Regions from separate parts of the Mus musculus genome. Here all the other regions are linked to region 1. The links are chromatin loops, found by intact Hi-C in ENCODE. Cell type or tissue: heart. All regions are shown on one strand. Region 1 holds the start of Nek7 (NIMA (never in mitosis gene a)-related expressed kinase 7). Region 2 overlaps Nek7 (NIMA (never in mitosis gene a)-related expressed kinase 7). Region 3 overlaps Nek7 (NIMA (never in mitosis gene a)-related expressed kinase 7). Region 4 has its middle 73 kb from the start of Atp6v1g3. Region 5 has its middle 55 kb from the start of Atp6v1g3.

Region 1 (4,000 bases):
AGTTCTTGGTTTTCAGTTTCAGGCGATCTCGGGCAAAAGCCCCAGTCAGTCACGGACTATATTTAATTTGCTGACCAGGTTCGTTTCTTATCTCCTATGGTTTCGGTGGAAGCGGTGACTTCAACCTGAGCCCGAATCTTGAAAGTCAGCACAGGGCTCAAAGAAAACCAGAGCTCCCTCCCTCTATTTTTTAATGCAGTAATTTCACAAGACTGAGCCTCTCAACCCTTCTTTCCACCGGCCCACATCCTCAGACAAACTTGGCCTCCCTCGCCTAGCTCAGGGCAGCGGTAGGAAGTACCCGCCCTCCTGAGCTGGGGCCGGGTGTCCTCGCCGTTCACTGGCTGCAATGGCTGTCAGTGCCCTCAAGGGCGGGGACTCCCACCTTACTGTGGAATCTGAGGACTGCATGGTCACTGGGTCCAGATTCCCCTCCACTCCGCCCCAGAGTCTGTCCCTTCTGCACTTTCTCCAAAGGCCCTCCTCTCATCATCCATTTTTCTGACCCTCTAAGAAGTAAAGTTTCCCTCCACACGCCCCTACCCCTCGCCAGCCGAAGCAGAAGATGCAACGGTTTGGGATGTAAAGCAAATTATGGTCCGGGTCTCTCGGAGTGGTGGCAGATAGCTGTGAAGATGAAATAACTGCTTAGGTTGCATGTTAGTTCAATAAAGTGCACTGGCCATCACGAAATACTGCAGCCATGAATACTAGTGAGAAATGCTACAAAGCACTGCAGGCTTTATCTTTTATTCATCATTTTCAGAGTTTGTCCGGTTGTCCCAAACTATAAATTTTTGAGTATGAGTACTAAACCTTTCTTGGATCACATCAACATCCCATCGTCTAGAAGAGAACAGATTTATAATAAGCTTATTCGGAACATTATTCTGTAAAGCAACTCTATCAAAGCACACCGTCATGAACGTCAGTTCCTCCCGGGAACTGCAGATTCCTTGGAGGAGAAACTAAAGAGTGGTCCTAATAATGCTCTATAAACTGCGGGCATTGAATCCAATTACAACCTTTAAAGTTAGTAATCTCAAAAAGAAAAAAAAGTCCTTTACATCTCTAGATTGTTTTTGCTATATTCAGTTCCATCACCAGAATTGTAAAGGGCACAAAACATATCTTACTTTAAAGTAAATATATTCTTAGTGTTTAGCGCGGGCAAAGACTTAGGCTATTCGAGTATAGTATGTGAGTCAATAAATGTATCTCTTGTGGGTCTTCCAAGGCCTCTAGCACCAGGCGGAGGCTATCGACATTGCTTAGCAGCATCTTCCACGGCCTAACTTCACCTTCGCCCCACTGGGACTCAGCTCATACTTTGCTGCATCCCAGCCCTGGATCGGTTTCAATCGGACCTCGACCTGACTACCCCACCACTCACGCTCGACTGACTCCCCGGTCCGTGAACTTCACTTTTCTAAACTGGGCTGCAGCCGAATCGGTTGAGCCAATCCTCGAGCTGTAAATAGCCAAGGTGACCAATGAGCTCAGCCCGGAGGCGGGTCTTCGCTGGAGTTCCTCCTGTCGGAGCCCGGAGACCTGTTGCCGCCACCACCACCGTCGTGGAGCTTCCTGGGGTCGAAGCGCCCGGACTCTGAGCTCCTGCAGCCAGCGGCCTGCACCACGCTCCGCCAGTTGCAGGCGTCCCGGGCGGTCCTCGGAGGCACGAGAGCCCGAGGCCCCACGCGGCCCGCCCGCTCCCCGCACCGGCCCCACCCGGCCGGGCCGTACATACTCACCGGGGCGCCGGGGCAGCTCGGTCTACGCGGGCTGCAGGGCTGCGGGATCCGGGGCCGATCGCCTCTCCCCGCGCCACTGCAGGCGCCGGCTCCCACCCTGCTCGGCCCGCGCTTCCCACTGCGAGGTTAGCGGCGGCCCATCCTCCCGGCTCCGCTCCTCCTCCGGCGGCCGCGGCTGTCAGGAGGGTAAACATCCCGGCATCCCCGAGGAGAGGGCGGGCCGCCGCAGGCCCCTCCCCGCGCCCGCACCCTGCTCCGGAGCCCACGCTACCACTTTCCCGAGAACTGGGGTGTGCCTCGCTTACGGCGGTCGACCCCTGCCTCCAGATCGGAGTTTTTTGATCCCACTTACCAAGTAGTTTAAGCTGCCTCTACATGGTGTCAGTGCAGGCAAACGAGAGTTTTCCCGGAGTCTGGCTAAGCAAATCTAGACTTTAGCGTCCCAGTTTTAAGAAAGCTTTTCAGGACCCTTCCGAAAGTTGAACTAGTTGGTAGGTATGCAGAATCTTTGGGATACAGGCACACTCACAAAGTGGCATTACAAAAATATTACATTAGATAAATTCGTTTACACGTCACATATTTGCAATATGGGTCTCTCCCTAGTACATGGAGCTTTTCAAAAGCAAAGCTTTGATTCCTACTGTTCCACTAACCAGATTTGAACGAATGGAGCGAACAGCTAGGAGGCAGTGTAGAGTCTGTCATACCTAGATGCTAATCATTCAGTGGCCAGTCGCTTAACTTATCGTGGTCTTTCTTGGAAGTCAGCCTTAACGCCTCTCCTTAGAAACAGACGATGACATACAACAGCGTGCTTGAGCACAGATCTTAACCATTTGATATCAGTAGGCCTTTTTCTGGTTTCGTTCCCCTGCCAAGGGAATAGAGCCAAAAAACAACAACAAGAAAAAGCGGTATTATAGCTCAAATGGATTAAAACAATAGAAGCAAGATTTAGAAAGTTTGGGCCAGCAAGATGACTCAGGAGTTTGATTCCCAGGACCCACAAATTGTTTTCTGACATCCGTACTGCAATGTGACACACACACGAATGCAAGTATGTGAAATATAATTAGAAAAGAATGCAAACGTTAATTTTAGTAAGAAAATTAAATTTCAAGAGGTGACGTTGGGGCAAGTGCTTAATCGGTACAGATTTGCCAGGTGGAGTTCTACAATCAGCTACGTGCAAGAGCCCTGCTCTCATAAAACTTAGCTTCAGTGAGGAAGTCCAAATTACCTAATGTCTTTTATATCTATTTCATAGAGAAACAAAGCTCGGGGTGTGAGTGCTCCTTTAAACATGTTTATCAGGGAAAGTCACTTGGAATTTGAGCAGAGACCTGAAGATGTGAGAAAAGGAGCCATGTGACTGTCAGGAAGTAGACTGTTTTACCCAGGAAATGCAAGGTTACCCTGTCAGGCATGGGTTCGCCATGTTGGAGAAACAGCCAGTAAGCCTATGCAGGTAGGATCCAACTTAGTGAGCAAGGGAGAGAGGCTGGTGGAGTAAGAAAGGGTGAACTATCAGATGTGGAACTTCGAACTCTTAATTTTTATTCTGAATGAAATGGAAATTCATTGCAGGTGTAAGTTGAGAGACAACAGAGCTGTGAAGAATAAAGTGGAGGGTGAAGAAACTGGAAGTTTAAAAGGAAACATAATGGTATCTGTAACACATTCTGATCAGGCTTAGACCAGAATGCTAGCAAAACCAGACAGACCCCAGATACATTTCCATGATAGAGCCAACAAGGTTTTCTGCTGCATTGAATGTGCTATATGAGAGGAAGCTAGGATGAAGCCAATAAGTTGGCATTTGGCCTATATCATAGGTCACATCACACCAAATCAGCCACAGTGGTACTCCATGCATAGGCATAACTTTAGGAAAAACTAAAAGACCCGAGGTACCAGACGATGGATCAGAGCTTGTTCTTATTCGCTTTGCTATTACCAGTTTAGAAAATGTAGATTGATAGGTACCCCGATTTAAGCACACTGCCAATTTATCTACACGCTGAATAGTCTGTACAAGCTATACTTACAAGCAAACACTGCTAAGCAAACACTATACTTACCGAACACTGAGTGAGGGTCAAATTGGGCAAAAGTCAGCTCATACATGCTTAGTGGCTGCAAAGCCTTTATCTAGAAAGAATGCTTTTGGTGTTATATGATGTCCAAAGTATTAAACTTACGTAATAATGTGTCCTATTTTTTTCTACTTGTAAAGGCTTCATGGC
Region 2 (4,000 bases), 110 kb before region 1:
CTAACACTTTACAGAGATTAGCCTCAGCCCAGCATAACACCTTCACCGAAACAGCAGCCCAGCTCACCGACAGCACCCCGCAAGTGAAGGACGCACAGAGAAAGAATGACGAGGAGCTCCAAACCACACTTTAAATGACGATTTAGTGGAGAGGAACATCCTCGGTAGCGCTGCTGCTGAGGGTCAGCGTGAAGTTACAGACCCTGCACTATGGTTTTAAATGCTGGTTCTCCATCTAAACAATGAGCACCTTCCAACTGTTCCTGCATGTTTTATCGCAAAGGCTTCCTGAGAATATATTACAGCACAGACCCAAGCATGCTACCCACCTCCTTCCACAGCACACTTCCAACAGTCAGCAGAGAAGTTTGCATTCCACACTACTGGCAAATGGGCAGATGTATAGTCCCTGGTGACCAGAGGCCTGAGAGGGAGCCTCCGGATGGAGTCTCTCTCCAACATGTTCCCTAATGTGCCCCTCAGCTCTGGATCCACCTGGACTGCAGGCTGAGCTGAGCAAAGATGCCCTGCTCCATCACATCACAGACATCCTTATCCTCTCTTTCAAACAGACAGAACTACGCTTTTAAAGGGCTTACGAACATTTGCAGTGCATTTAAATGTACTGCTGTGCTTTCAATATTTCAACTTAGTGGAGACATAATTATTTCCTAAAATCTTTTCTATAAACTCCATAGCAGCTGTTTTTTTTTGGTTTTGTTTTGTTGTTGGTTTTTTTTTTTTTTTTTTTGACTGTTGCCTGAAGAATTTGTGACTTTTTAAACATCTGTACAAAGAAAGAGAATCATGGAGTGAGAGGACCAGATACTAAAGCAATCAGGCAGACTGTGACATATGGAGGCACCCAAGGCAGCGTGATGCACAACTCTACTTATCTTCCAAGAATGTATGGTTATGGGCAAGATGAGAATGCATTCTGCAAGAGGAGATGCTTATGCCTTTTCAGCCTCCTGACATGAGTAACAGACGTAGGTAGGGGAGGGATGGTTTTTGTTTTTTGTTTTTCAAATGAAAAGGCTCGGCTTCAGAAGAAAACTGCCAACAACTGAAAATGTTATCTGACCTTTCTTTAATCTACACTAATAGTGTACCATGACAATCTTTCAACTGTAAAAATGAAACCCTTTCCTGACACAAGCTGACCTAGCTGTATGAGAAGTGTCGTACATGGTACATACTTCATAAAAAGTAAATACTCCTTAAAATTTACTCTGAATAAAGTGACTAGGTTTTTTAGAAGTTTCACAATAAGCTCAAGGATGTCAACGGATCCTGCTGTCAAGGTGCTATCCTGGAAGCTGTAACTAACGTGGGGACATTTCTTTAGCATGAACCATAATGCAGAATGTTTTCAATAGGTTAGTTAGCTAAAAAACTTAGCACTTTAATCTCCGCAGACTTGGACAAAGAGAAAACCTAGCATAAGGAAATTTACTTTATTATACGATCGGATGCTGGATTCTGTCTTTGTGCTTTTAATCAAGGAAGCAACAAAGAACTGGTCAAAAGCTGGGGATGTGTTTCATCCTTTGCCTCTAGCTATACTCTCTTCTTTTCACTCATCTAGTGTATGTGTATGTGTGAGTGTGTGTGTGTGAGTGTGTGTGAGTGTGTGTGTATGTGTGTGTACATATACACACATCACAGTGCACATGTGGAAATCAGAGGACAACTTGAAGGAACTCATTCTTTTCTTCCACCATGTTGAGTCTTGGGACTGAAGTCGGCCAGCCAGGCATGGCTGCAAGCACGCTTACCCACTGAGATCTTTGGCTTGGTCCTCCTTGGCCTACTTTTATTCATTTTCCTTAACTATGAGAACGGATAGCTTGTAAAATGAGCTATCTCTAAGATGTGGGTTAAAAACTCTTTAAAAATCCATATGGAAATTAGACGATAAAAAAACGATATGGTGCTTTTTAAGAGCTGTTCTCTAGGTCAGCCAAATGAGACTGTTCTAAGAGCAATAAGCCCATTCAGCCCAGCAAGGCTGCTTCTTTATTCTCAGAGTCAGAGTGAACTGCAGAAGAGAATGCCTTGAACAGTCCTTGCTGGGAAAGCTAAAAGACACAAGTCAACTTAACCATAGTTTGATTTAAATACATAAATGAGAGACAAAGCACTCATTTCCTTTTTTAATTTCCTCCTTTGTACTTATGAGTCAGCCAGAAATGCTGCTGGCAGACAGAATGGAAAGAGACCAAATTTATTTCATTATTACGAGTATAATCTGAGGTCAACTTGGGATATCTGGATCAGTATTTCTTCTGTAAAAGACATTCAGAAAATAAAATCTGTATTCTGCCAGGCATTCTTGATGACACTTTGGACACCACGGAAGGAAGACCCAGTGGATTTCACTGCTTCTCTGTTCTGGACACTGCACTGTGTGTCCAGTATCCAAAGTCACTGTGTGTGTCATCTGACTGGCTTAGCAAATGTTCAGGTGCTGCCTGTGGCACACACTGTTCTAGGTCTGAGAGATGGGAATTAAACAGAGCAGATCCTTAAAGCTCTGGGTCCACAGTAGAGCCACGCAGGGCTTGTTTCAAGGAGCTGTCTGAGATGCCGTACTTCAATCAGTAAAGAGGTCTGCCTGGTCAGGCAAGTTGCCAAGGATAGAAGACTCACCCTGGCAGCCTGGAATTCAAGTCCATTTAGCAGACAGTTACCTCATTAAACTGATGACTGTGAACCGTAACTAAAAATGTTTATACCTCCCCAAACCACAAAAGAAGAGAAACGGGCAGAAAAAGCTGGAAATGCAGAGGGCTGCACATGCAAATTGTACTATGCTACAGTACTGTGGTTGTTTTAACTAAACACTTGTTATGGTGGCTGAGAGGTTAAATGTGCAGAGCTTCAAACAGATAATAGCTTCTTCAAGGAGCAATTACTTAAGTCGAGAAAGGACTGGAAGTTAAAAATAAACCAGTGGAGGTGGCCTCGAGGACTGGCAGAACATATGCTGCCTCTACACCCGACACCGCCCCGCACAATTCGAGGGCACAGCAAAGACGGACTCATGGAGAGGAGCCAGGAAAGGTGTGGGGACAACAAGTGCGTGGCCACAGGTGGCACCTGGCACCAGACAGGAACCTGTGGTAATGCCTTCTTCAGAGACACTCATTTTCTGAGCTGAAATCAGAGGATGCCTCACGCTTGGAAACAGTGTGGGAAACACGAATGGTAAACTCCAGAGACTCCAGTGTGAAATTCCCGAACGCTAAGCATGCATTTACTCTGCCCATAGCATCACAGAACCAGAGAGATGCCCGTCTCCCTTTGAAAGATAAACACCACTTCAGGCTGTCCTATGACACAACAGCAACACAGTTTCTCCCAGGGGGGTTCAAGTTTTTGTCTGGCATAGACACCAATATTGGTGCAGTCAAGTTAGATTTAAAAATCCATCTCATTTTAGAATACAGAACAAATGCATGCACCAACTACGAAAGTGCACGCAGAAAACTCCTCTCCATCATTCCTCTCCTGGGGTCATTATGAAGGCACACACGCCCCATGCAAACGTCAGTGCACCCTGCTGCTCTGTGTTCTCGCCGCAGCAGTTATGTATTAGTAAGTACACTTCCTCAAGCAGCAGATAACCACCTCAATGACATACCGGAGCATGCAATGTGGTGAGATCTGTATCTTGGATTGATTTTCCAAATTGGGCTTTTCTCCTGTTGCTTTTTTCCCCCCTCTCTTTTCCTCTATCCCAGAGCATGAAAGGGTAAGACCCTGAGAAACATATCTGCCGATGAAGTGAGAAGGCCCCGTGGCCTGAATATCAACTTCTTGGAATAACTATTTACATATCACAAACCTGTGTCACTACCCCCCCTGTCCTCCCCCCAAAAGAAAAGAAAAGAAAAAAAAGAAAGAAAATCACTCCTTTTCAATAATTAAGATAATACTATTAAACCATTCTTTCACCAAAAGCACAATGGATGGATGGACAGAACGACGGTGTGTG
Region 3 (4,000 bases), 61 kb before region 1:
AAAAGAGATTCTTACTGGACAGAAGCAACTAGGAGTGAAGCTATTCTCTCGAAAGGTCATAGTTGCAAAAACAAAAACATTAAATGTGGAGAATGTGAGAAGTTGGATATATAATTCAGGAAACTCTGAAGATAATTGTGTAATATATAGTATGTATAAAACATTTAAAGGTGATATTTGAAAAGAAAAAAGATGGGCTGATTTGGAACCAAGTTTGTATTTGTTCAAAAATATACTGATTGTCTACTGTGTGTACCATAAGACTAGTAACACAGATTACAGTCTAAAACAAGAAAAACTAACGGCAAAGTTGACAATGATAAAACAACAGATTTTATAGAAAAAAAGTATGACAACAAATGCGTATTATATGATTAGGAAGGTTCAGTTTTCACTTCATGAATAAAGAAGGTCATACACACATATCTGAAGTGTGTGTGTGTGTGTATACATATATATATATATATATATGTATATATATATATATATATATATATGAAAATGATGGATAAGTAAATGAGAAATTACATCTTAGACAAGCACAACTTCATGCTGTCCTGGAAGAGATGGAGGAGGACAGGCAGCAAGACCACTGAGGGAGCCATTATAATGCAACAGAGCCCCTGGAGGGAATGAAAGAGGTAAGAAATCTCCCAGTTCTAAAAATGTTTTAGACATACAGCTAGTGGTGCCTGATAAGTCAGGCATAGTGAGAGAAAAAGGAAGAAGCCAGGGATGTCTCAGCCTCAGCTGCAAAAAGGATGGGCTGGCCAAGAACTGGTTTCAGAAGATGAGGATAGGGTAGGTAGAGGGAGGACCAACTTGAGATCACTGTGGTTATGACGGACAGTCCCACACTGGGAAGGGTGTTGGGCATATGAACTTGGGAGAAGCAGAATTCACATTCAGATGACTCTTGAGAGCCATGTATATGAAATTTAAGAATGGAATAGAGCCCGTGTAATGAATACAAATGGGCAAAGAAGAGATATAAGAACTAAGCCTTAGGGAATCCATTATTAAGATGGTTGAAGGTGAGGTGACAGCAGGCAAAGGGAGGACAGACAGCAGGGAGGACAGTAAAACCAGAGGAAAAAACAGATGTGTGGAAGGCAGGAGAAGGAAGGGTTTCAAGGATTAGAGGATGGTCAATTATTTCCCAATGTAGATAGTAAGATGAGGCCCACGTAGCTCACATGGTAAGGAAGGGGAGAAGCTTACACACTGTAAACTGAAGAAAAGGAAGATGGAGACTTAATATAAACATCACTTTCTAGAAAAGTCTGAACTGAGTAGGGGATCGTATAGGGTCTGACTCTAGTGAGAATTCCGGCAGGTGAGAGCGGTTCAGTAGGTACATCCGGTAACTAGAGGCAGACTTGCTGTGCATGGATTCTAGCTGAGAAATGTGTGATATTTCAGGACCTGCCAGCTGACAGTGAGGTCAGGGGATGATACATTTAGGATTGCAGGAAAGAAGAACAAGAAGGAAGGGACGCTTAGGCAGATGGGTGGAATCTTCCAGACTAAATCTGTGACTAGGGAGAAAGCCCAGGCTTTACTGAAGGATCAGGCCACGATGCTCAGTTATGGCTCACAAAGCAAAACTTTCCTCAAAGCTTTAGTCACAGCTTACCACCCTGTGCCTATATCCACAAAACCTACATGACATGAACACTTAGAAAAAGACTACATCACCTTTAAATTGCTATAAACACTTCCCAAAGTATAAGGTCTATTCAGTGCCTATTAAAAATACCCTCACAGCATGAATTTATCAAAGCAAGCAATAAACCTTACTGCTCAGAGAATAACTGGCAGGTAAACTAGAAAGAGGAGAAGGCAGTGTGAGGATTGTGGGCAAACGCTTTTGCACACTGTGAGCCACCAGGGGGCTACCTTCCTCCTGCCCACAGTCCGTTAGCTCCTGAGCATGCAGCAAGGGGCACTGGAACTCCAGCATCCTGCTCACTTCATACATTCAACATCCTAAGTGGATACTAGTTGGTGCTGCCAGGAAGCATAAAAGAATGTCTAGTGACTCTAAGATTGTGTCGTCATATTCTGCAAACTGTGAAAGTACAGGCTGTTTCTTACATGTAGTTCTGGTGTATGTTCTTTCACAGACAGCCCAGATATTACAATATTTCAAATTATAAAAAAAAAAAGTAGAAATCCCCACAACTCAAGCCTATGATCATTATTTAAATTAATATCCCTAGAAATTTTTAGCATTGCACTCTGATTACTGTTATATAATTTTAGAATTAAAATATGCAACATTATGCATATTTTTTGCAACATTAAACCCTCCTCATTTAAAATCTAAAAATGAAAATAGCCACAAACTGTCATAAACCTCTACCAAAATGTAAATATAACACTCCATTGTTTAACAGTCATCTTCCTGTAGTATTTTACCTTTTCTGTCCCCACGTTTTTTACAGTCTGAATTAAAGGAGGAAAAGGGAAATCTACTGTCTTACAAGAGACCTGAGTAATGAAAGACAGAAGAATCAAATAAAATGTCCAGTCACTGCTCTCTAGATGGTAATGCGTACCACCTAGGGGGGAAGAACAAGAAAGCTAATAAAAAAATCTGCCTTAACTTCACTAGAGAAGCAGCAATGCAAATAAACAAATAAACAAATAAATAAATAAAAACACACAAGTTCCATATTCTAAACCTTAAACACAAAGGGCTTCATACCATACTAAAAATGCAAGCACAGGTCCCAGGCTATGTGTGGGCTTATAGGCGCCTCTCGAGTAAGGAAGAGGAGAGCCATGCTAAGAACATACACTGCTCATCACTCCATCAGACCTGGTGTCCATGCGACACACAGAAGGCTGACTTCTTTAGGTTTCTGTTTGTGTCCACGCTGCCATTAGCATTACAAAAGTGAAGGGGTCACTGGGCTAACCATATGTTACCATATCACCCCCATTATTCAGACCAATGGTGTGGAACAAAACAAAGGGAGGTTGTCAACCCTAAGCCCAGGCTGTCCTTCCCTGTCTTTTAAAATGCTACGGAGAGCAGGAACATTTCTCAAAGACTTAATAAGCAATAACGCCTATAAGCTCTTGTCAGGTAATCTTTCTTTCGCTGTCTCACACCATCAGTCTGAAGGCAGAGGGGAGGAAAGGGGAAAGCCCCTCCCTTCCCCCCATATGCCTGCCACAAGGCAGCCAAGCCTGGGATGACACTTGCCTGTTTCCAACAGGGAAAGTGGTCGGTCCACCCACACAGGAGCAACAGCAGGAGGCAGAAACGAAAGGACTGGTGTGAAAAGAGATGCAGAACCGGTCTATGATTTTGAAATTTAGACTGTGTGGCAGCCTAGTGTCTCATAAGAAAACAATTACTTTCATTTCTGCCTCCTACTGCCGCCCCGACCTTTCTTGGTTGGCAAGTCAGTAGGAGGCAAAAAAAAAAAAAAAAAAAAGAAAAAAAAAGGGGATTTTTTTTTTCTTTGAAGCACAGGACCAGCCAAAACTGTGAACTTCAGAATCACAACATGAACTCCCTAATTTTTAGAGGTGTTCTTTTATTGTCTTTGCTAGGAACGGTGTAATAATGGTGTCTCAGTGTCTCATCATCGGATGAGATGGCATTAAACTAGGTAGAGCTAATACCATTTGCTTATAACAATCTTGATCGTGTAACTTAAGACCGTTACAAAGTTACAGATAGACTTGATAGAGCCAATCCTGAAAGCAAAAGTATTCTTGCTCTAAATGGTTTTTCTCAACACTGAAAACTCAAGTACAGAGAACATAGCAACACAACGTATATTAAATATATATATTTGAGAATGATTAAACATGGTCCTTTTAAGGGCATCCTGATTGGCTTCAACTCTGTATCTACCTGAGCCTTACTACAAGTAAAAAAAAAATAAGAGCTCAGCAGTGTCCAAAGTAAATGTATCCTTTCTCACAAGATTTAGCTTAATAAGAAGAGCTAAGGAAAATGCCCACATGAGCAAACGAAACA
Region 4 (4,000 bases), 270 kb before region 1:
CCCCTGATTATGAGCACAGCCCTCAATCACAGGATCCCAGTGTGCAGACTGTTCTTGGCTCCAATAAAGTCTGCTAGAGTTCAATGTGGCTAATATTTTAATTCTCATATGTTAAGGTCCTAGCATGTCCAAGCCGCAATTCCGTGACAATATTAAACGGGCTGTCCTATCATGTCAACTAGACTATCCCTTGTCGACTTCAGATTTGTCACTTGAATATTTAAAAACCAGACTAAGAGGAGATGAAAACTTTAGAACAGGTCCACACCAGCTTTGTTTCTCTAACTCAGTGATGGGTTAAGGTTTTCTAGCTCACGGATGGGATCTGAACACCAAGCTGGTAGGTATGAGGGACATTGCAATGGCACAGATTTCTGTTCCTGTACTCCAAAAATAACCAAGCATTCCTGCAAGGTCAACTATCAGATCCGAATCCTACCCCGATTCAAATGAAATCTATTTTCTCCCAAGCATCCGCCTAACATCACTCTGGCTATCCACATTGATGTCCTAATGCGTCTATTTGTTTCAAATGATTCATCTTTATACAGTTCAGTGCATTCACTACGATAGGGAGCATTGTCAAGCAGGTGGCCGTGAGGCTCATTCTCTGAAGGCTAAAGAAAACCTTTTTTTTTTTTTTTTTTTTTTTTTTTGTTATTCATACTCCGGTATCCAGGTTACATCTTGATAATTACTTTAAAAACTAAGAGTAAAAAATGGCAGATGGAATGTTGTTGCTTTTCTTTCTCCTCCTCTTCTCCCTTTATGTCTTCACATTGTCAGGATGGCTCCATCCATTTAGATGGCAAGGCGGGCTCTGAATGAAGGCAGACCTGCACTTCCTCAGTCATCTCTCCAGTTCAATTACAGAGCTTTAGCGGGGCTAATTAGCATTCTTCAGAGCGGGAGCTCTTTGAGTGACAGGTAACCATGGAGAGTCACACTCTGGGTGATCAGCAAGAATCTAGCATTTCTTTTTAATTAAAAATTAGAAAAGCCTTGAAGAAAAAGCTGAGCGTTTACTGCCGTGTGCCGCTGCTGGTCCACGGTCGCTGCTGGGTAGAGGATAGCAATGGTGTCAGAGGGAAGTGGGGACCGTTTCAAAGGGAATCCAGGAGGATACCACAATAGTCTGAAACGGGGAAAAAATGTTTATCCTTCACTCTGACAACGGACACCGGAAAGAAAGCATGGAAAGACAAAAGATCGGGAGTTCTCCTCATATTACTCTGCTATCCCCTTCAGAGTTTGAAAAATAACGTTGTACTCAATAACAATATTTTTTTTCTGCCCGTCAAATGTTAGATTTAGCGCTTTGGCATAGCATTTGCAGTTATATAAATGATCCATGTTTAGTAACCACTGATTGGATGGGGATGGGAAATGTAATAGCCAACTACAAATATTAACAATTGTTTCAGTCCTGAGAATATGCAAAGGCCCTTTAGTGTGCAAGCACCTCGCCTGCTCCGACCGAGCACTTGAGACAGCAGAGAGTCTTTCCAGTGGAGTGACTACCAGGTCCGAGAGGTGAGTGAGGAACGGTCAGCTTAGCTCAGTAGCCCACGTGTGGGGAAAAAGTAAAGAGAAATCCTGGAACATGTTTAAAGCACTCCATAATCCCCCTACTCAAAAGCACGTAAGTGAACAATCTGGATGATCAGAGTTCGTTTTTATTTTTTCCCAAACTGAAAAGAAAAGGTTATATTTTCTTTCTGCTCATATCCATCTTATTATTTTTAAATTTAATTTCAACCTGCCTCTCCCTTTCCTGTTTTTACCCAAAAGTAGAATTGTAAAAAAACATTCTGTGGTGTTATTTCTGGCCAGTATCAAGCCAGGAAGCTCTTGCAATCTTGAGGGAGTGCCTGATCCTGAGAGCTTGCCAGCCTTCCTCCAGCTAGGTGGAAGAAAACAAAGACACTCGATACTCTATGACTTCTTCCTCAGCGCTTGTGGATGCTCGCTTACTTTGGGAAGATTCACAGCAATAGCGAATGATGAGAATAAGTTGCATTAATTCACAGGCACATGCGTCCTGGTTCCCCTTCTGAAAACTAGTGGGTTGGTTTTTTTTAAGGTAAAAGTTGAATGAAGAAACAGATGTTAACTCCAAAAGTCTTTCTCCTGCAATATGTAGCAATGGGCATTCCCCATCAAACTGCTCATGGAACACTCCTTATAGCCATGCTCTTTAAAATAACCCCTCAACTTTTGAGATTTACACAAAACTAAATTTTACTCCATAGCAGTATTCTCCTCTCAAAATTCAAAAATCTAACCTCAATAAATTTAGCTTATGATTTGCTTTTGATGTAAAAGCAAGTGGGAAAATTTTAAAAACTTAAGTTCCATAAATTTCAAACATAATTTTTTTTCAGAAATTATTTTATAGCTAATAGAATTCTACTGGAGGAGGAAGGGCCATTCTCACACAGGAGCATCAGTCTCCAGTCTGAGCAACTTCACTCTGCAGGGTATTCTGTTTCACCAGTTATGTAGCTGTGTCCAGCTGTCATCCATGGTATTGACTACTTCTGTGGTTGTGATCTATTGTGGGTATATAAATATATAACATATGCATTGCTTTTTTTCTTCCTGATAGTGAATGAAATCGTTAGATTTTTTCCTGAATAAGCAGAAAACACTATACATTTTTAAACAAATCCATTAAAATAATCAGTGTCCTCCCTCCATACTGAGTGCATTTGGCATCTTGAACTACATGGCCATTTCTAGCTAATGTTAAAAGAAATATATTGAATTATTGGAAACTTAGAACTGTTTTCACCCAAATTCAATTCTGAGCATCTACAGATTGGTCAATTTGAACCCTTATGCCTATGGGTTTTTTTTTCTTTCTTCTAGTGTGTATGGACACCATTGAAATAAAAGAGAAAACTTGCAAGAATGAGCCACTTTACAACATTTCATATTTAATTAGAGAAGACGAGCCAGGAGGGCTGCTGACACGGTGCCAGAGAATATTTCTAATTGCTTTACATCTTCCTACTTCGTGATGATGTCTCCTCTAGTGGGAGAAAAAAAATAAATCAGTTAATAATTACAGGTACTACCATTTTTTTTTTCAGAAACAGTCAACACCCCTCAGTCAGCTAGCTCGGACCTCAGTGTGGTGAGCTGTGCTTAGTCTCCTGGATACTATTGTTTAGATTTTCCTCATTGATTCCCAACACTTACATAAAGTCAAACACATCAGGCCTCCTGCTGATGGAGGTTAATCTGCTCACTGTACAGATGAAGGACAGGTCACAGCGAGGCTTCTGGCCCTTACTCACTAGCTTCTCCATGAGAAGTAGAACTCAGCTCCCCCATGAACACGCTTTGCTTTTGGGTTCCTGCCATTCCCTGGGGCTGTTCGTTAGATTCCACACAGACTTCTCATGACATGACTCACACTTGACTCACAGAGTCTACAAAGAGCACAAAAGCCAGCTGACCACATCCTGCCACGCACACCCCTTTAACAGTCCCAAGCCCTCTCTTTCTAAGTCACTGCCCTGGGAAGACGGTATTATACCCAATCTGATAGGTACTTACTTCCTTGTGCTATTGCTCTGACGGTCTCAGGGCATTTTGCAAACACTCTGCATTCACCTTTACCTCACCGGAAGAAAATCCTCTTTGTGCAGGGAAAAATACATTGGTCTTAGGTAGCTTCTACTTTCTGGTTTGTCCCTAGTCTGTCTGATATGTGTTTATGTATGCTGCCTAATGTCTAAGTGTTTGGCTCATGTCTCTCACTGGAGCGGGGGAGGGGGGGTATAAGAGATACTTTACAGAAATCTTTAGCAAAGTTTTATAAGCAAAAATATCACAGAGTTCAACTGAGCCATGTGACAGACAATACTGCCAACATACCGTGTATCAAACAATATCTCTATGCTGTTTCCAACATTTATGGCAAGTATTTGTAGCATAAGGTCTCTTTTGACATATTTGCTGTTTTCAACAAATGATTATCATAACACAAACA
Region 5 (4,000 bases), 290 kb before region 1:
TTTCTCCAGTACTTAAAATAATGCCCACAGGAACCCACCCAATAAAATGGCCTGGAACAAAACACTCAGTTCAAAGCCAGAAACAATGGCAAAGCTGCAAGCTCTGCCCACAGCTACCTATATTGTGAGAGTGTGGGGAAATATGCAAACTGGCAAACAGGGTGTATGGTACTCCCTCTCTCTTGCTCTTTGTAGAACTCTTTGCCAAGGGCAAGGAACACTGCAGCAGCCAGCAGCAGCCAGGCAGGGCTGTCAGCGTGAGCCTCATCATTTCTGTCACCAAGCTTGAGCCACGAGGCACTGTGATTGCTTACCAATAAGGCCTGAAGAGCTCAAAGTGCAGGTAGATTAAGTCATAAATAGTTCAGTTTTAAGCCAGCTTTCCCATCCACGGAAATGTGAGTCTGGGGTAGGGAGGGGGAAGGAACAGATTTCATCAGAGGGTAGTCATGCTCAGAACATTTATAATGAGAAAGCTGCTTGTGACTAGATGAATGGTCCACAGGGCATAAACCAAAAATGTTACCTATCTTTCATCATATTACAACGTGTGCTAATTACTTGTTGCAAGTTATTTATAAAATACAAATTTGTACAGCTAACAATGTTTAAAAAACAATTAGCAAAGTGAACCAGCATGGATAAGAAAAAAATTTAAAAACTGGATCGTATAGGATTTGTTGTAACCAAAAACAAAGTCACTCCTATAATAAATCACCTGTCTGAATTTTTATCAACTCGACGGCAATTTTTATTCACAGTTTACTTACTAACAGTCTGTTTAGAGTTGCTTCATTAAAGCTAGGTTGTTGCCAAAAGTGGCAAACAGTTTTGCATTCTGTAGGGAACTGGGACTGTATGGGTTAAAAGGCTTGATTTAAACTTTGCATAAAGCATGTGTCTGTGGCAGACACCCTGAGTCACCTTGGGGTGTTTCTTCCTTTCGCCCCGTTTGCCCATTTCCCATCCTGTCTATTTTTCTTCCTGTCTCTTATCCAAGCCTGCAAAACTCCACCAGGAGGGAACGAGTGAGTGCAGTGCTGTGGAAGTTCTGAGACAGAATCAGCTCTGCCACTCACTGTAAAGCGGGACGCCAGAGCCATCTCAGTGTGGCCGGAAGTGGATTAACAGTGCCTTCAACTCCTCGGTGTATGAAGAAACAGAAAATATTGCCATATCCAGTTCTAAAATTACAACTATTCCACAGGCTGTGCCTTCATCAAAAACGCTTCTGTGTGTATTTTCCTCAACAACTGCAAATCCGTTTCTAGATATACGAGTCCAGTTTTTATGCAAGGATTGAGGGCAACCACGGTTGAAACAGTCAGACTTGAGGCTTGCTTGCTTGCGGAAATAAAGTATCTTTGCTATCTGTGAGTTGTGTTTTGCTGCTCAGTGAACAGTTTGGGCTTTGTATCTTCCTTCCCTAATACCCAAATACTGTTTCAGAAACACAAAGTAAGATGGCGCCCCTGCTCAGGTCTTATTTTCGCTTCCTCTAGTTTCTGCTGGGAAGAAGTTTGCTTCGTCTTAAGTTGCCACGTTGTCATTCGCCGTCCACAGTAGTTGGCTTTATCTGAGATACATTTGTCCTTATACTGGGAAAAAGCATCACTGTTTCTGATTGTGATTTGAGCTATGTTTCCAAGCTAAACTGTAATCAACAATTTCACTCAGTAGTGTGGTGTCCTATCAAAACATAAATATCAAATTAACTGTGAGTAGTAGCTCCAAACCAAACCGGATCAGCCAAGTGAACCTTTCAAACAACTCAGATAAGATTGGTTTTTGCAGCCGGATGGAGTATTAAAATTTTCTCCTTCGTTTGTGCGGACAATCCTATTTTGAACACTAGATGGCGATATGAACTCGCTGAATTTGGAACCCGACCAGCCTATCCATAATTTCAAAGAGAAAAAAAGATGAGGATTTTCCTTAACTGATTTGATAGTCTGACACGGGGTGTTAGGAAGTGGATTTATATGATGTAACAGCTATTTCATTAAGCTTCTGTGAGAAAGAACGCATCCTCTTCTGGCAGGAAAAACGCGTCTGCTTCTAAAACACCAGCCAGGGAAATCGGGAGGCTTCATACAGAGGGAGGAGAGGGGAATGGCAGATAGGCTTGCTGGCCAATTTGACTGCTTCAAAACTGACTTAAATATTTTTCTTGACTACTTGACAGTCAAAATGGTGAAGGCAGTTTGTTTGTGTCAACACAGGGTGTATTTTGTGTGCCACAAAGTGAATGTCTATATTGCTAGACTTCCTGCCTGCCTCTTTTGTAGCGTAGCTATTTGGTCAAGTTGGTTAGGGCAGTCTACTACTACTGAAACCACAGTCACTGTGGGAATAAGTTCTGCTCTGTGGGAAAGCCTGTCCTCGATTTTAGCCAGTCATTGGACAAGTGCCTGATCTATAGATACTCCTGTGCATGGAAGTCCAGATGATCAAAAAAGGAACATCTTTGCAGGAAGGGAAAACAAAACAAAACAAAACAAAACAAAACAAAACAAAACAAAACAGTAAGAATCGCATAGTACATATCCCATGAATGGCAAATCCTGTGTGTCACTTCTCTAGAAAGGACTCAAGTAAATACTTTAAAAACTCAACTCTCTTGATGAGCACAGCCATATTCTTTGTCCCTAGAACCAGGTATATTCTGCACACAACTGCTTCAAACTGAAAGAGAAAGGAGGGAAAAATAGTTGGAATCCCACCAACCTCACAACATAGTCACAAAGACCAACAGGCAAACAAACATCAAGGAGTGCGCTAACTACTGCAAGGAAGAGATTTACACCCAAACTGCAAAGGAAGTGAATAAGAGTCGGTGTTTAAGGCCAGTCACTGAATTAAGATTCAAGCAATGGCATGAAATCAGCTCTAAGGTATGTCCAAAGGCATTCCAGATGATAAAGTAACAGTCTAAGAAACCAACAAATTACAGAGTGGGTGTTTAAGAATACCTGTCCCCATGCCAGGAATGTGGTCTCTATGGTGGCACATGCCACGAGCTATGTGGATGAGAGGGGTGGTCAAAAGGCAATCAGTGATTTTTCCCTTAATCTAAAACGTGATGAAATCCAAATATAAAATAAGTGTCGATGGGTCCTCAGTAGCAGAATGAACTGGGAGAAATGAGTGAGTGTGTAGTGTCTTGTTCAGGAACCCTGAGCAGTCTCAGAGGTGCAGACCTCACAGTGTGTGCGGTACAAATGCTTCTCATTCACTGTGCTTTGTGCATGGCGACTTTCTTCCAAATCCCAGAGTGTGGACAGAGGAGTTGGGCATAGAAAACTCGGGTGAGCAGGGGTGGTGACAGGTCAGGCCAACCTGCCTTGTATCTTCTCACTAGTCTTTCCCCTCAAACACACAATTCAGAGCTAGTCAGGATATCATATAAATCCCTCCTGAAGTTCAGTGTACGAAAGACGGGAACTCCTCACAATTGTAATGGACAGCTAAAGCATTCACAACCAGCAGGATGTGTAGGAACCTTGATAGAGAAATGACATGTCTTGGATAGGATCCTAGAACAGGAGATGGGCGGGGGGACTATAGTTCAGAAGAAAAAGAATCTGAATGAACTTGATTGGATAACGCAGTGATGTCTATTCATTAGCTGTCCCAAGTGACGGGCGACACCATTAGATGTGGTATAGATGTAAACTCTCTGCACTACCTTTGAATTATTTTCTTTTTTGTAATATAAATAATACATAAATATGCTCTCTTGGTTTCACTGGTTGGCTTTGCTTGATTTTGAGATAGGATTTTGCTACGTATCCCTGACTGGCCGGGAAGTCATTATATGGACTGGTCTGGCCTCCAACTGGTAGATCTGAGACAGGAGTCTAGCAGATGGACACCAGCAGAGGTCTTGGGACAGGTGGAGTGAGAAGGACTGTGCTATCTGTTAGAGACCTGTTATATACAGGGATGTCATGAAAAGAGAGATGCAATATTAGTAATGATGATGATATTAGGTATAATT

What was found. Hi-C counts contacts between places; a loop is a spot of excess contacts. Peaks named below come from ENCODE experiments on the same cell type or tissue, not always from the same donor. Only the 100,000 strongest peaks of a DNase experiment are listed, where the experiment ranks them.
Region 2: a loop joins it to region 1, with 3 times the contacts of the local background. A loop is called at or near these places in 12 of 42 quality-filtered maps.
Region 3: a loop joins it to region 1, with 2.1 times the contacts of the local background. A loop is called at or near these places in 9 of 42 quality-filtered maps.
Region 4: a loop joins it to region 1, with 12 times the contacts of the local background. A loop is called at or near these places in 3 of 42 quality-filtered maps.
Region 5: it touches region 1 in a loop (3-fold over the local background); 9 of 42 quality-filtered maps call a loop at or near these places.

Annotation. Positions count from the first base shown.
Region 1 is chr1:138,617,801-138,621,800 of GRCm38, forward strand. Nek7 (NIMA (never in mitosis gene a)-related expressed kinase 7) reads right to left here and starts at 1,957. Exons shown (of 10, transcript NM_021605.4): 1 at 1,752-1,957. In heart, CTCF peaks have their summits at 359 and 2,432; DNase peaks (open chromatin) are centred at 351, 1,481, 1,921 and 2,441; H3K4me3 peaks cover 2,756 bases; H3K27ac peaks cover 2,671 bases.
Region 2 is chr1:138,504,640-138,508,639 of GRCm38, forward strand. The region is part of intron 7 of Nek7 (NIMA (never in mitosis gene a)-related expressed kinase 7); the gene reads right to left. Among named protein-coding and RNA genes, the nearest start is that of Nek7, 110 kb to the right of the region's middle. In heart, no CTCF peak of the experiment used is centred here; a DNase peak (open chromatin) is centred at 2,492; H3K4me3 peaks cover 307 bases.
Region 3 is chr1:138,556,612-138,560,611 of GRCm38, forward strand. All of the region lies in intron 2 of Nek7 (NIMA (never in mitosis gene a)-related expressed kinase 7), which reads right to left. Among named protein-coding and RNA genes, the nearest start is that of Nek7, 61 kb to the right of the region's middle. In heart, a CTCF peak has its summit at 1,894 (motif pointing right); no DNase peak of the experiment used is centred here.
Region 4 is chr1:138,345,226-138,349,225 of GRCm38, forward strand. No RefSeq gene overlaps it. Among named protein-coding and RNA genes, the nearest start is that of Atp6v1g3, 73 kb to the left of the region's middle. In heart, no CTCF peak of the experiment used is centred here; DNase peaks (open chromatin) are centred at 1,886 and 3,396.
Region 5 is chr1:138,326,583-138,330,582 of GRCm38, forward strand. No RefSeq gene overlaps it. Among named protein-coding and RNA genes, the nearest start is that of Atp6v1g3, 55 kb to the left of the region's middle. In heart, a CTCF peak has its summit at 1,851 (motif pointing right); no DNase peak of the experiment used is centred here.